Regions from separate parts of the Homo sapiens genome. Here region 2 is linked to region 1. The links are chromatin loops, found by intact Hi-C in ENCODE. Cell type or tissue: ascending aorta. All regions are shown on one strand. Each heading gives the region's core, and the rest is flanking DNA. Links, peaks and the distances in the headings are about the cores only.

Region 1 (8,333 bases), core at 222-8,221:
TGAGACTCTGTCTCAAAAAAAAAAAAAAAGAGGAAAAATACTTAATTAAAAAAAAAATTTTTTTAAAAGAAATGAGACATACATAGAAGGAATATGAGGTGAAGAGACATAGAGAAGATGGCCATTTACAAGCTAAGAAGAGGGGCCTGAAAAGATGTTTCCCTCACAGCCCTCGGAAGTAGCCTACCCTGCTGACACCTTTATTTCAGATTTCTAGCATCCAGAACTGTGAGACAGTAAGTCTCTGTTGTTTAAGCCACCCAGTTTACATAATGCAGACATTTGGATGAATATTTACTTTGTGCTAGGCATTGCACTAGGTTTAGGAATACTAAGTCAAAGAAGTCAAGTTCTCTGTCTCGAAGGTACCTAGATTGGCATGTGCATAAAGAACCCTGGGGTTGTGCAATTTTGGGCGATAAACAGGGCATCATGGGAGGCTAGGTTAGGCAAGGGTCAGGGAAGATTTCCCGGGGATGTATCACTTGAGCTGAATTTTGAAGAACCACTGGGAGCTTACTTAACTATTTTTCTGTTATTGGACACTAGGATGTTTCCGGTTATTCATTTTTACAAATGAGAACTTCCCTGTGTTTTTGGATTATTTCTTTAGGATAGATTCTCAGCAACGTACCACTACTGAGACAAGAATATGAAACCAGAAACATCATTTGAAGGCAGCATAATATTCTACCAGATGGAGCTTTCCTGGCTCATTGAATCATCTTCTTTTATTGGATAGCAGTCCCCCTAATGTTCTGTTTCCAGTGTTTTGTTATTATAAATAGTGCTGTAGCATACATTTTTTGCATAAAGCCTTTTTCCATAATTAGAATTATTTCTTTTTTTATTTTTTATTTTTATTTATTTATTTATTTATTTATTTATTATTATTATACTTTAAGTTTTAGGGTACTTGTGCACAATGTGCAGGTTAGTTACATATGTATACATGTGCCATGCTGGTGTGCTGCACCCATTAACTCATCATTTAACATTAGGTATATCTCCTAATGCTATCCCTCCCGCCTCCCCTAGAATTGTTTCTTTAGTGATTGAATCATAGAAATAGAATTACAGTATGAAAAAGGTTTACTTACTTTTCAAAAATACTGACATTCTCAGTAATAATCAAGTGAAATTTATTAACAAATTAATTTGATTTATTATAGTCTTTATATTGTTTGGGGTGTGTTAAAACAGTTTAATACTTCCTGCTTTTAAAGACTGAAACTTTCCTAGAAAGTAAAGTTTGGTTTGTATCACGTGTGATGAAGAACCCCTTTTCTTTAAGTTCCTCCTCCACCTAAAAGAAACTTGCTTTATAAAGGGCACAATACTGTCACAAACTTGCCCACACAATTTCTGTGCTGGTTTCTCACCAGCTGGTGTGTATATTGCATCGGCCTCTGTTCATACTCTCCTAGATTGTTGTCTGTCTGAAAGGTAACTATCCCAGAAGATCAGCCTTCCAAGTGAGCTATTTCTGTTCTATTTTGTGTGTCTTTCAAAATGACTCCTGCATTCTCCACCAGACTCAAAATCCCATTTATGTTGGCAGCATATCTACTGTAATAGAGTAACAGAGAACTGCAGTTATGGTGACACATGGGAATAGGGGCGCATGAAGGAGCCAGGTCAGGAATGACAGGGTGCTCTGTCCCAGTGAGGGGAGGGTTTGCCAGCAAGGATTGTATTGTTCCCTTCATCTCAAAAGTGAGTATGAGTACATTTTAGTCACTTAACAAAGTAATAAACATCAAGGGCTACTTATATATTTTGTATATTTTTTATATATTTTATATATTTTTTGTATATTTTGTATATATAGTTTTGTATATTTTTAAAAAAGATATCCTCCTCACTAATTACTTTTTAAAAATTTTACTTTTAAAAATCAGAAAAAAAAAATGCAAAGTTGGCTAGAAATAGTGGCTCATGCCTTGGCACTTTGGGAGGCCAAGGCAGGAGGATCACTTGAGGCCAGGAGTTTGAGACCAGTCTGGGCAACATAGTGAGACCACATCTCTACATTTTTTTTTTGTTTTTTTTTGCTGGGCATGGTGGTGCATGCCTGTAGTTTCAGCTACTTGAGAGGCTGAGGTGGGACGATCACTTGAGCCCAGGAGGTTGAGGCTACAGTGAGCCATCATTGTGCCACAGCACTTCAGCCTGGGTGACAGAGTAAGACCCTGTCTCAAAAAAAAAAAAAATAGAAGAAGAAGAAGAAGCAAAGTTATATGTATTTTAAATATTATAGGAGCACACAATGTAGAAAGTGTAAGTATCCCATAATCCTACCCCACAAAGATAACCCACCATGGTCTGCAGTTTAGGACATATTTCTCTAAATTTTTTCCTTGCATTTAAAAAATACAGTGATGCTCAACTTCGTTAACAAAAAATGAAATACAAAGTAAACAAAAATGAGCATCCCCCACTTTAGCTCTTAAAGATAAAACAAAAACGTAAAAACAGTAGTTATATCCATGTTGGTGGCCACATAGCAAAATGGGTACTCTCATACAATGTTGGTAGGAATATAAATTGGTTCAAATTGAACATCTCAAACCTGAAAATCTGAAATGCTCCAAAATCCAGAAATTTTTGAGTGCCAACATGACGCTCAAAGGAAATGCTTATTGGAGAATTGTAGATTTTGGATTTTGGGATTTGATATGTTCAAAGTATAATACAAATATTCCCCAACCCCCCAAAATTCAAAATCGGAAACACTTCTGATTCTAAGCATTTCAAATTAAAGGATACTCAACCGTATAATCTATTTAGAGGGCAATTTGTCAGTAATGATCAAAATTTTATGTGTAACACATGTCATGTGCATTTCCTCTGTTGACTTTAGAAAAAGAGGAATGTTGATAGCTGTTTTATAATAATGTTATTAGCAATAGTGATCGTGGTAGTGGCAGGAATACTGCTGGTTGTGCTGCTTGCAGTAGTGGTACTGGTGGTACGGCTGGCAGTGCTGGTGGTACTGCTGCTGCTGCTGGTGGTGGTACTGCTGCTGGTGGTGGTACTATTGGCAGTGCTGATACTGTACCACTGATAGCACTGGTACTGGTGGTACTGGTGGTGCTGGTGATTTGAGCATTCACTGCCTTCTACTATGTGATGAAGCTTAACAAAGTCACATCCAAGTCTGCTTTGTACCCAGAACAGTGCCAGAGGGCAGTGTGGGTCAAAGCACCTCTTTTGATTCTCTCATAACATAGACAGAAAGATGAGCTTTCCAGGAGGAAAGATTTTTACCATTGCCCCTCATAAGGTGGAAATAGCTGGTGTCCATCCAAGCCCCTGCTCACACACTCAGAAGGCACTTCCTAGGAACTCCTTCCCCGCCTTTGCTTCTAAGTCCCAGACCAGCAGTGAGATTCTGCCCTTTGAAATATTTATAACATTCAATTCACTATAAAACACTTTGTAAATGTAAGTGCTGTAAGTGGCCCAAATTATATCAGCAGCTTTTTGAGAAATGGGAAAAGGAAAAGGAATTTAAGGGAATGGGATCCAGTGAGCCAACCTTGCTATTTTCAAACCAAAATAAATGGCCGTAGATCTGCATTTTATAATTTCAGAAATGACTAATGCTTGGACTATTTTTGAGCATTATAAGAGTGGCTTCATCCCAGTATAAATCATTCTTTCTACATTACACAGATTATGTTGCTTTTTAAATCAATTTTTTTATTTCATAGTCATTTTGTTTCCAGGTCTAAAAATCCTGAAATTCCTTTCTTAAGGGGGTCCCTTTGTATCAGCCACTAAGGAAGTCATTGAAACCTAACTGGCTTCTCCCAGCACCCACTACGTAGGCTACCCTCTCCCCAGTCCTGCAGGAAAGGCCCCTTGCCCACAAATGCACAGGGGCCGGAATTTTTCATTGTTGGAAATTCTCCCCACCTTGTGTAGATACTGTCTCCATCTAATCATCACTCCTTTGTTCTGCTGTTTGGAACCCCCAGAATAAATCTACTCTTTGTATCCTTCATGTATTGAGGATGGTCATACCCCTACTCCCACCCTCAAATGATTTCTTCCTCATTGGACAGGATTCCTGGAAGTTACCCTCCTGGTTACCTACTCCACTAGGTAGAATAGTACACAGACTGTCTATTCTCCCGAGTCCCCACCAACTTGTTCATAATAATGTATTTCTGATAATGAATCCTAAAATTGAGTTTGTTAACTTGTTTTTGGCACCCACATCACACCATTGTCTCATATTGATCTATAAACAAACCAAAACTCCAGACCAGTTGCTTTTTGAGCCTAAGTGCAAGATGTAACATGCTTCTCTGAAATGTTGTCTTTTTTCCTTTGGGCTCATTCTTTCCAGACCCAGACATCTTTTGGAATTCTGATTCTGTCCAGTGGGTCTTATCTAAAGCATTCCTCTCTCCCAGCACAGTGTCCTTGGATGACTTGAAAAGCCCGCCTGGTAGATTGCTGATGTATTTACTTAGGCCCAGGGCTCTGAAGAGGGTGACAAATCTCTCATAACGAGTTTGCCAAATGCATGCTGGCAGCCCACGGATTCAAGGCTCCTTAGAGAAGGCAGAAGAACAAAACCTAGGGCCTGGCTGTCAGAGGGTGCCACAGCTGCTGGGGTGGAGAATCTGCTGGGGTGGAGGATTGGAAGAGTTTTGGTTTGGCCATTGACATGTAAATGTCAGAGAGGCCTGAGGCTGTTCCCCAGTGGACCCTCCCGCCTTCCCACACAAAGCCCTGGCTCTGTGAGGGCCATGGCTTTGCCTTTGTGAGGCCTGGGCCATCCCAGCTGCAGAGGGAAGTCCCCGTAAGTATTCACTCTTGTAAAACTGTTCCATTTTGCACTGTGGTTGTCGACAGCAAGCTTCTCCCAGCTGCATGGAGTGGGAGTGTTCTCTTTGGAATGCGCTCTTTTCTGGATATAGACATAGGTCCTTTAAAGGTTTTTGAAATGAAAATGAATACTACTAGGTGATTATTAATTTGAATTATGTAAGGAGAGAAACAGAGAGATATATTTGTGCACGTGTATGTGCATTTACAAGAACAAGATTAGCTACAAGGTTCAAAGGACTTTTTGAATTTTACCTGATATTTCTGAAGGATAATTTTATTTTTGGCATTGTGTTTTCTGTAGTCCTCCTCTCTCTCTCTGTCTCTCTCTCTCTCTCTAACCTATTTTGAGACAGAGTCTCGTGCTGTTGCCCAGGCTGGAGTGCAGTGGTGCAATCTTGGCTCACTGCAACCTCTGTCAAGCGCTTCTCGTGCCTCAGTGTCCTGAGTATCTGGGATTACAGGTGTGCCCACCACCATGCCCTGCTAATTTTTGTATTTTTAGTAGAGATGAGGTTTTACCATGTTGGCCAGGCTGGTCTCAAACTCCTGACCTCAGGTGATCCGCCTGCCTCAGCCTCCCAAGGTGCTGGAGTTACAGATGTGAGCCACCGCGGCCGGCCAAGAATGAATATTTTGAAGTGTTTTTTCTTTTTTCCTCTGAAACTTCAGTGTCCTATATTCAATATGTGAATTGTGAAATACGTGATGCGCTTACCACAGGGTAGAGGATATATGTCTTTGTCATGCTGTGGGCTTATTTTTTTTATAAGTCCTTTACTAACTGGCCAGCGATTATTTAAAATATAAATTGAGATTTCATATTCAGAATGAGGAGTACTGGATTGAGTAAGAGGAAAATCTTGATCTTAAAAAATCTTGAAGTAAAAGGTTTTGTTTGGTAAAGTTTTCCCACATAGGACTCACTTCCTTAACTGCTTACAGAGATGGTGCTTTTAAAGAAAACATTTTCTTAATAAAATACAAATGTTTTCAGATCTCTCTGTCTTTGGTACAGATGCCTTTTGCAATATGAGTTCAGTACACAGTGTGCATCCTTAAGCCTTGAATATTCAGATACATTTTTGCTCTTTTAAAAGTAATTACAGTAATAGAATTATGTTTACATTCCAGAATACCCATAATGAGATTGGAAAAAAAAGTTCAAGCAGTCAGTCTTCTATCCAGAAGCCATAAATTCTGTTATTGAGTGTGAAATCTATTCTTAATTTTTAAATGTCTTTTGCTCTAATGAACTTAATTAGTGGAGTTTGGTACAGTGGAAAGAATACTAAACAAAGTGTTTTGAGACGTGGGCTCTATCTCTAGCTACCTAGGTGGCCTTAGGTGAATGTCTTCTGGACCTCAGTGATGGACTGTATCAATGGTTCTCAACTCAGGGGCCCTTGGAAATGTTGAGTGGGAACATGTCAGGTTGCCACACTGTATGGGGGCACTAATGGTTTGGGAACCCTGGATGTTAGGCATCTTGAAATGCCCCAGACTGTCTCACCCAGCCCAATGAAGAATTGGCCCACTCCAAATATCAATGACACCCCTACGAGTAACACTGGACTAGATGATTACTTAGGTTTTTCCTGCTTTGTTACTGTCAAGTTCATAAGTGGAGTATTGGCAAGCATCTAAAATAATGTGATGCCAATACGCTCAGTGTCTGTCTCTCACATTTAGCATTGAACGCTATGTTTTCTGGGGTGAAGTCATACCCAGTAATGCTGGGTCAGGACATGCGGCTGTGGCAACTCAGATTCAGAGCTTTGTTGCTGGGAGAAATCTCTACTGTAAGCACAGAAAATACTGATATGGCTCAAAAGCAGGTGCAGAGCTGGACCTGGGTTTTTTGGTTGGCTTTGGATTATCCTTATATTCTTTCCTCAAAGGGAAGCAGTGGGTTTGTGGCCACATGCTTGCCCCAAGGCCCTGGGCTTTTCTGCTGTAAACAAAGGGCAGCTGCCTCTTCACACTTCTCTGCTGCTTGGTGCTGTCCCATCTGTTGGGAAAGGGGGTCTCTGGAGCCTCCAGTGCTGCCCTGCAAACCCAAATCCGGCTGCCTGTTGTCAGGAACCATCTAGACAACTCTGACGAGGCAGAAGGGGATTTGGTCTGGAAAAAAGATTCCTGGGGTGTCTAAATTTTTTGGTAGGTTGGCATGATTAAATTACTCCTTATTTGATAGTGAAGTGCTGTTAAATGAAAGTCACACAGGAAAGCTTCTCTCTGGATTGTCTTTTTGTAGAAAGCAAAGGTGAGTTATTACTAATCCTCACCAGAAATTTGCTGTGATGTTTGTGCATATATACAACTCTTAATAACTACAGTGTTCTATTACCTGAAGCATGCGTTTTAATTAATGTGTTATTTTCCCTATAAAAATAATTTATTTAAAGAAAATTCAACTAAGAAAAATATCAGTAATAACTACATTTTGATACATATCTTGCCAGTCTTTAAAACATTTTTAAAAAATGGGGTCATAATGTATGATGTTTTACAACTTTCTTTGTTCACTTTGTAATATCTCATGTATTGTTTCTGAGACATATAGTCATGTGTCACATAACAACTTTGTAGCCAGTGACAGACCATCTATAGGAAGGTGGTCCCAAAAGATTATGATGGAGCTTGTGTAGAAACCTGATGTGTGGCACTTGAGATTGGCATTGCAGATCAAGTAGCAGAAATGATTGATATTCAGTAATGGTGCTGGGACATTTGATTATATACATATATGAAAAAATTATATAAATAAAAATATATATACCATCTAGGTTTATGTAAGTACACTCTATGATGTTCTCACATGACAAAATCACCTAACAGTACATTTCTCAGAATGTATCCATGTTTGTAACATGATTGTATTACACAATTTTACATGACTTCTGTCTTAGTTCAGGCTGCTATAACAAAATACCATAGACGGGTGGCTTAAGCAATCAGAAATTTATTTCTGACAGTTCTGAGAGCTGGGACATTTGAGATCAGGGTGTCAGCATGGATTAGTTCTTTTAAAAATTTTTTAAATATATTTTTAATTTTTAATTTTTTTGTAGAGATGGAGTCTCACCATCTTGCCTAGGCTGGTCTCAAACTCCCGGGCTCAAGCGATCTCTTTCCTTGCCCTCCCAAAGTGCTAGAGGTGCGAGCCACCCTGGTTCAGTTCTGTCAATGGCCCTCTTCCTGGTTTCCTTGCCATGTCCTCACATTTGTAGAGCAGAGAGAAAGGAAGCAAGCTCTCTTGTTATCTCTTCTCATAAGGGCACTAATCCCATTGTGAAGGCTTCACCCTCATAACCTAATTACCTCCCCAAAGTCCCATCTCCAAATCACATCACACTGGGGATTAGGGTTTAAACATATGAATTTGGGGTTGGGGGGTGGACACAAACATTCAGTCCATAGCAGCTACTGGTAATTCACTGAAAGGATGGTGCCGAAGAGTACAGGTCCTAGAGTTGGACCCTGTGGGT
Region 2 (8,333 bases), core at 263-8,262, 81 kb after region 1:
CGGGGTTCCTGCCACAAGGAGTTCATATAACCAGGGAGACCAACCTTGAGCCTATAACAGCAATTATGCTTGAGCTACCATGTCTGCTTGAGCTACCATAACAAAATACCACACACTGGGTGGCTTAAACAACAGAAATTTATTTTCTTCCAGTTCTACTTTCCAGTTCTTCTGGCTAGAAGTCCCAGATCAAAGTCCAGCAGGGTTCAGTTTCGGGTGATGGCTGTCTTCTTGGCTTGCAGATGGGCTGTTTTGTCCTCACATGGCTGTTCTTCTGTGTGTGCACACTCAGAGTACGTGTGCAAGCATGAGTGCGCTAATTCTATCAGATCAGGGCTCCACCTTTATGACCAAATTCACCTTAATTATCTCCTATTTCCAAATACAGTCACACTGGGGGTGTGGGCTTCAACATATGAATTGGGGGACGCAATTCAGTTCATAGCAGAAGCTTATAGAAAACTGTAGGTGCTGGCTGGGCACGGTGGCTCACGCCTATAATCCCAGCACTTTGGGAGGCTGAGGCGTTTGGATCACCTCAGGTCAGGAGTTTGAGACCAGCCTGGCCAACATGGTGAAACCCCGTCTCTGCTAAAATACAAAAATTGGCCGGGCATCATGGTAGTCGTCTGTAATCCCAGCTACTCGGGAAGCTGAGGCAGGAGAATCACTTGAACCTGGGAGGCCGAGGTTGCAGTGAGCCGAGATTGCGCTATTGCACTGTAGCCTGGGGGGACAAGAGCGAGACTTTGTCTCCAAAAAAAAAGAAAAAAGAAAAACGGTAGGTGCACAGATGAGGGAATGGTCATCTTGTCTAGGGCAAGGCAGGGACAGCAGAAGGCTTAGCAGAGATAACACTTGGTCTGAACTTTGAGTATGCGCATGGTCATTTGCCAAGTGATGGGAGTGCCCAGCCCTGACTTGGAGGCTCTGGTGGTCTAGCAGTGCTGGTCAGTCAATAAGTTATTGTCCTACATAAAAAGGGACGGTCTCTACCTCCCAAGCCTTCTGTCAGTCACATCTTTATTCGGTGATATGTGCTTATTCCTCCTATGTGATTTTTACATCTGTAAGCAGCTTTTCTTGGAAGGGTATGTCACAGGTTTCCTGAATAATATTCAGATGTCACTCAGCTTTCACTGTAACAGCCTCTATGCCTCCTGCAGAGGTGGTTATTTCAAAAGATTCAGTGACAGAGTTAGAAGAAGAGAGTTTTTGTGCTTTAAATGGCTCAAGAAATAAACATACTTGTTTCTTTGTGACAGTGGGGTGTATTTATAATGAGTCATGGGCTTGCTAAAGCAGAGCGTGTCCACCCTGTCATTTCCCTTCTTTCGCAAATAGTCCTGGTGGGCACCAGGTTCCGTGAGCAGTCAGTGCTGAGTGTCCTCATAGGTAGTACTGTGTTAAGGGCCCTACCTGTGGGAGTAGATCTTCTCAGAAGGAGGAAGTGTTCTGGAAGCTGTAAGAAAATGAACCACTCCTTGCTTTATTCTTCCTTCCCACTCAGTTTACACTTATCTTCTGGCAACTGGACTTTTGGTCCCTGATCGTGGCTTTTCAGTGGCCAGATGATGAGTTTCTTTAAAGTACGGATTGAGTCACATTCCTCTCTGTTGCAGCCTTACTTGTCCCCCAGTGGTGATCACAGTAACCCAGTAGTGATTGCTTTTGGATAACTAGTATGATGGTTGTATATTTTTTTTTAAGCTTGTGTTATTCTGCTGGCAATTTGTTTCCCCAGTGGGATTCAGCCTCTTTGCAATGCACCCACCAGAGTCTCCAGCTATTCTCCTGCCCTTGGTGTAAGGCAAATGATGACCAAAGCAGGATTGCAGTCCATTCCATTGCCCCATTACCCTTGGGGAAATAGGGCAATGCTTTAGGACGGCAGGTGGTAAGAGGGTTTGTACTGACAGAGTAATTTCCCCATCTCTGGGACCAAAAATTCTGTCTTTAGAGACAGAGAGGAAAATGTGGGGATATTGGCTCAAGTCAAAATGAAAGCCCTCTCCTTTCTATGATCTCTCCAGGTGGGAATTAGATTTCTGTTGCTTCAACAAGTGGGCTGGAGCACACGCTTACAAGTTTAGGGCAGTCGACAGCACTCAGAACAGCTTCTGAAGGGGCTCAGTTCCCTGTTTACTCCCTTCCCCCTCCCCGGCAGAGACTGTTCAGAGGAGTATTTGTGAGACAAACGTCGGGAACAGCTGCTCAGCCAGACCCTTGTCTCCTGTGCTGCCGCAGTCACTGTGCTGGAACTCTCTGCCGAGGAGGGTGGAGTGTCTGGGCTCCGCTGCTCCCACAAAGCAAGCATTTTCCTGTTTTCTTGGAGGCAGTTTATTACAGATTTCAACCCTTTCTGCATCCCTCCCTCCCTTACAACACGCACACTCATCTTTTCTTGCATTACTGCTGAAATTATGCAAACTTCGTTTCTCTGTCATCTGAGCGTCATTCAGAAATGTTCCTCCGATCTGTGAATTGTTCCCTGACTTCAATCGGGGCAGTGTTACAGGTCCTCTGCTGGCAGGAGGGAGCAGTCCGTGAAAATCTGCAGACACAAGACTTTCAGAAGCTGTGACGAGCAGACTAGCAAGCCACAAAACATTGCAAGCTGAATGGATGTCTTAATAAGCTTTTAGATGTGATTTGGCCAGCATCAGCAGAGGAGGCTAACGGGAAAAGGCAGCGAACATTGTAACGTAAATCACTGCAGATTTGCTGGGAGTGACAGCCCTAGGAAGCTAATGATCTCTCCAGGAAAGAATTGACCACAGTTATCCAGAAACTGAACACGATGTAGAACAGAGAGGACAGCCCCTCGGATGTGAGTACCATCTCTTCAACACAAGGTTTGGAGCAGTAGGAGCAAAGCTAGTTTATAGCTGATGGCGCTCCATAGCCACCAGTTCCTGGGTGCCTGTGGGCCATCTCTGGGTGGGTTGTACATAATGCCTGGCCGGGACTTTTATTTGCAGGTCTCTTCTGGAATATTTTGCTTGTCGGGAGACAGAACGTAGTGGCTTTAGGATATTGGCAAATTCTCCAAAGTATAGGAGAATTTGTTGTAAAGCCCCAAGAGAACAGCAAAAGCAAACCTTATAGACCTTTTTCTGTAAAAAGAAAACTGATTGCATCACAGACAAGCAGCTGTGTGACCCTCTGGTATTTGTGATGAGAGACAAAAGAATTAGCAAATTACAGAGCAACAAAAATGGGGCAGTGGGCTGGGAGGATGGAGGGAAATCTTAGCAAGCTAAATCCCTATCTAGATTCAGAATGTGCATTGCATACTTATGCTCATGTGTTTATTTCCTTTTTGCTTAAAGAATGGGCAGCGTGTTTGCGTTTAAGGTTTTCCTCCAGAATGCTGTGAAAAATGAACATTGTGACAAAGAGGGGTGTAATTGATAGGCTTGGGGCAGAATACATTTCTCACTGCCAGCAATGGGAAGTATCTTGAATGATAGCTGATCTACTTGGAAGAGGAGGCTCAGATATAAGGAGGGGATGAACTGCTACAGCCAAGGTAGCCAACAGGTTGGCAGTGAAGTTTAACTCTTTGATTCAAGACTGGTTTCACCCCTCTATTCCCTTTCCCTCCCAATTTACTGTCAGGGGTTCCCCCATCCCTTCTTAAACTGCCCCCCACCCCTGCAACACACACATCTCTATCTGGTCCAATTTGTCAGGTCAGGGCATCAGATGAGAAGAAGCAGAGTGTCTTCTCACTCTAAGGAATGGGTATCATTGTTCTAGATGGGAGGTAAGGATTTGGGACTTAGGAACAGTGACCATGAGGGAGGGAGAGAGGTGGTGTCTCTGCTTGGCCTGCACCTGGTATCTCTGCTGGGCCTGCACCCACACCCAAGGCTGAAGGTGCAGGAAGAAGCAGAAAGGAAGCAGAAAAGAAGACCCTCATTTGATACCTTCCCACCCACAAACTGTGTGTAAATGCACCTGCAGGTGAAGGCTGGAGATCCTAGTAAGGAGGCGATTACTGGGCTTAAATTGAAAATGAGTTTGAGATGTCCAAGCACATAGGGATGGTGTTGGCAACAGACTAGGAATTGGAAAGCTGGGGTTCTGTTCCTGATCTTGCAGGCAGTTTTCTGTATGACTCTGGTAGGGAGAGTATCCAAAGTCCTGTGTGAGGGACCTGTTCTGGAGGCTGCTCTGTGGGTGCTTTGGTCATGGTGGAGGGGATGGAATGAGAGAGGAACATTCTTAAGTAGCTGTAACTGAAAAGCAAAAAAATAGAAGGGTGTTTCTGCTTGGCCAATGTTTTCTCACCACTGTAGTATTTTTCTATCTTTAACCAAACAAAAAGGAAAATTAATGTGGGCTGTGCTTGCAAAGGGCTGTTTACCAGTGGTAATTATCTAAACAAGGCTATCTCAGTAGCCTGCAGCTATGGCATAAGTGTACTTCAGTCTCAGTATCCAGGAGGCTGAATTCATTGCATGGGACTGGAGGGTGGGAGGGGAGTGGCTATCAATTTACTATGGGCCAGCTGGACCCCTGCATCCATTGCTGAGGAGGCTGCACAGCACTGCTGGTGTGGAGCTTGTGACCTCAACTGATGGGCTGTACTGAGGTTGCAGCAAAAAAAACCTCTACCCTCAGGGGCTAAGCCATGGAGCAGAATGAGTAGAATTTTAGCCATGAAAATGTTTGTATGAACTGGGCTGTTGTACTTGAGACATTTAAATACCCATTGCAAGAAAGGTTCTAGAATGGAAGGGGGCCGTTGGGTCTAGTGTCTAGAGTTAACAAATGGGTAGATGACGGGGGGGAGGGTGTGGCTGTGGAAGGGAGATCATTTCATAAGTCATGGCTAATACTCTATTTTCCTGCCATTTAGGCCTGGAGTGATTTTGCAATATTTGGGCAAACAGAGCAGAAGCTCAGTATAATTGGTTTGAACAAAGCACAGATTACCTGAATGAAAAGAGGCAGCGCACCTATGTTTTTAAAAACAAACCACTTCAAATAGTGTAACGGTCTGGGAAAGATAAAGCCCAGACTGTGGCCGTTCAGCGTGACCATGAGAATTTTCAAAGGCATTTCCAGTTCCATTACTTTCAGTGTTTTGAGTCTCAACTTTATTCCTTCTTTTTTTTTTTGGCTTGTTCTATTTCTGGCATATCCCAGGGATCTCAGACCGTGACTCACCAAGCTGCTTTACAGCAGACCCTTCACCAGATCTGTTTTGTTTCTAATGACCCAGTGAGCAGGAGCAGGATGGGTTTGCGAGAGTTCCTCTCTCTTTTTCTGCTATTCTTTACCTGCATTTTGAGCAACAGATGGAGAATGATGAGAAAGTTTGATAATTCACAAGAGTGGGGGGTAAGAATTCTTTCCGAAGTTACAGTATTCACATCTGGGCCATACTTTCACATAATAAAATACCCTCTTTAATACCCACCACAGTCCTGGGAGATAAATGTTCTCATGTCTGTTTTATACGTGGGCATTTAACCCTAGCCTCACAGAGTGGTTGGCCAAACAACCTGCCTGAATGCCACGGTGAACGAGTTCAAACAGGATATGGTCCAGGGCTTTCCAGCCGTATCATGGCCAATTCCTTAATCTTTAGAGACTGAAAGGACATTTGGGTGTGCCTGGGAACAAATGTAAAGGATGGCTGCATCTTCCAGACCTTCAGAGTTAGGATGTGTGGTAGGGTTTGGGTTGAAGGATGGTATCTCTGTTGTAGCATTTTCTTTCCATTTGTATGTACTAGTATTTTTAATAAGTATCTTTTAAAATGCAAAGAAGCCCTCACTTCCTTGCTGTTCTAGCAGGACTGGATTAGACATTTAAGTATTTCTTCTTCTACCATTCACCCTTGAAATAATTACCAGTGGCTTTGGTTGGGTCTAATGGCAGCCCAGGTATACTGGGGGGAGTCCCAGTCTTTAAAATTCTCTTCATTTTGCTATGTGGTAGGAAGAATTCAGTTTGCTACTAGTTACTACCCTCCAGATCACTGCTCTGCGACAGGGCTTTAGTGTTCCATAGGTGGTTTTGGTGCCACTTCTTTTCCTCCTGTTAGCAAGGAAGCAACATGACCAGCCCCCTGCATTGGCAGAGCCACTGTTAGTGTTTAGCATCTGTGTTGTCCCCAAGGTGGATTGTTTCAGCCACTTGGAACAAGGAATTGGCCCAGGCCTGTGCCCAGCTCTCCATCTGTTCCAGAACTCGTGAACTACACTATTTACGGTGAAAAAAGGTTGAAGGGAGAGAACTGCAGTAAATGCTAGGAGAAAACCCCAAAGAGAGAACCCACTCAGCAGGGTCTCTGTGGGGTGTGTTCCACAGGCCACTGACCCACTGGGGAAGCGGCACGTTAGCCATGGTGGACGCACAAAATCCAACCAGGGGGCCTTTGATGATCACACACGGTACAGTTCCCTGCCAAAGGCGGTGTGTAAACCAGGTGGTGCTTAGGGGATTATACCAGGCCTCCGCTCCCTGGGAGAAAAACAGAGCAAACCTTGCAGTTCTGGCCATACTCCTCCGGAGGATGTCCCTGATAGGGGAAGAAGGGAGGGAAGTTGGCACATTCTGCTGCCTTCCACTTGGAAGTTCTGTTCAGGGGCTTTGCTGTGGAGTGTGCTTCCTGTGTGTCCTGCCTCCCACAGCTACCCTCCCCTGCAACATGCAAGCAGCAGAATGCCTTAAAATCACAGAGAAGAGGTGTGACCTGTCCTTGTGTGTCAAGTGGCCCTGATGGCACCTTTGTTTTGTAACCCCTAGGTCCCGAAGATGGCATATTCATAAAGACATCTTCTGATGATTGTGAACATCTTTACCTCTGGGTGCCAGGCCGGGCCAGTGACTTCGTGTTGAGCTGAAGGAACTTGTCTACCGCTTCCCTGAAAACCTTTCTTTCCTAATTCATGAGCCAGCAAGATGCGGTCGCTGCACTTTCAGAGCGCCTTCTCGTAGCTGCGTACAAAGGCCAAACAGAGAATGTGGTTCAGCTCATCAACAAGGGCGCCAGGGTAGCGGTTACCAAGGTAACAAGAGAAAAATACGCTGTAGCCATTCCCTGGGAACTGGCCTACCTCTTAACCATTGTCTGAAAAACTGCTGTGTTTGGTTCACAGCTTTCAAAGAACTGGCTTTTCTTCCAATGATGGAGGTTTGGGGAGAAGGAGGATTATTAAGAATGCTTTTGTTGCCATCTTTCAAGTGGAGCAACTTGTAATTAGCATTTGACAGTCTTTAAAATCACGGTGGCTTTTCTCACCTATTTCTTTAGCTAAATGGAGAGGAGATCTCTTGGGAGAAGTTGGGACACAAAAGCTTACTGGACAGAGTGTGCGATAATCACGTTAGATGGGCCTCCCGGGGAGGTGGACCAGCTTGTACACAGCCCCTCCACTGTGCAGAGTCTCATTGTCCCCGTCTGTATGATGACGGCCTGGACCAGATGACTGCTACAACCTCTATAGGCTTTGATTTCATGTGGGTCAGTGAAGATGGGTGGTAAGCTTTGGAGGGCATTGCTTACCCTGCGCCAACAGAGAAGACTATGAAAGATAAGAGACCATACTGGCCAAAGGCAGTTTTGTAGCAAAGCCAAGAAAAGGCAGGCTCCGCGCAGCTAGAGGGAGAGTTTAAATACACTGGCAAAGTAATGCTGATAGCAAGCACTTATTGAGCCCTAGTATTGCTGTAAGCACTTTACAGCCTTCTAGAAGAGATTCTCTTCTCATTCCTGTTTTGGAGAGGAGGAAACTTGTCCAGGGTCCCTCAGCCGCTGAGTGGTGGAAATGCAACTTGTACCCACAGAGTCTGGCTCCGAAGCCCAACCTCCAGTCCTCCCCAGAAAGAGCTGTGAAGAGGGGCAAAGTTTAATTTTCATAGAAGGTCACCTGTTAACTTCTGACCTCCTGTGGCAGATCGGTCAGCTCCTATTTTCATGTTTACTTATGTGCAGTTTTCACATTCCATGCCGGCCTCCAGAGAGGTCTTGAGCTACTTGTAGGTCCCCATGGAGGTGAACAGGGGTTTGCCCATAGATGGTGATTGGATTGTTTGGAACTGAAGGTGAAGGGGGCCTTAACTCAGAGCTTGTGTGATCTACCCATAGCACTTTCCAGGGCCCAGGCAATCACAAATGGGAGAGAGTGCAGACTCTGTAGTTAGGGCACCTGCTCACAGATTTTAACTCTGCTTTGTTTGCTAATTGTGCAAGTTGCTTAACTTCTTTGAGCCTCAGTTTCTTATCTGTAAAAGAGGGATAGTAATGTCAGCTTTTCAGAATTGTTATAAGAACAATAACTTATTTAATGCACTTAGGGCATAGTCTGCAAGTT

What was found. Hi-C counts contacts between places; a loop is a spot of excess contacts. Peaks named below come from ENCODE experiments on the same cell type or tissue, not always from the same donor. Only the 100,000 strongest peaks of a DNase experiment are listed, where the experiment ranks them.
Region 2: a loop joins it to region 1, with 3 times the contacts of the local background. A loop is called at or near these places in 3 of 110 quality-filtered maps.

The regions. Positions count from the first base shown.
Region 1 is chr6:89,478,743-89,487,075 of GRCh38, forward strand. The region is part of intron 1 of ANKRD6 (ankyrin repeat domain 6); the gene reads left to right. Among named protein-coding and RNA genes, the nearest start is that of ANKRD6, 50 kb to the left of the region's middle. In ascending aorta, for the core only: a CTCF peak has its summit at 3,249; a DNase peak (open chromatin) is centred at 4,519; H3K4me3 peaks cover 1,986 bases; H3K27ac peaks cover 4,092 bases.
Region 2 is chr6:89,560,069-89,568,401 of GRCh38, forward strand. ANKRD6 (ankyrin repeat domain 6) reads left to right here. Exons shown (of 16, transcript NM_001242809.2): 2 at 6,766-7,028. The coding sequence starts at 6,909. Among named protein-coding and RNA genes, the nearest start is that of MDN1-AS1, 74 kb to the right of the region's middle. In ascending aorta, for the core only: no CTCF peak of the experiment used is centred there; DNase peaks (open chromatin) are centred at 2,557, 4,803, 5,199 and 6,970; H3K4me3 peaks cover 4,740 bases; H3K27ac peaks cover 7,289 bases.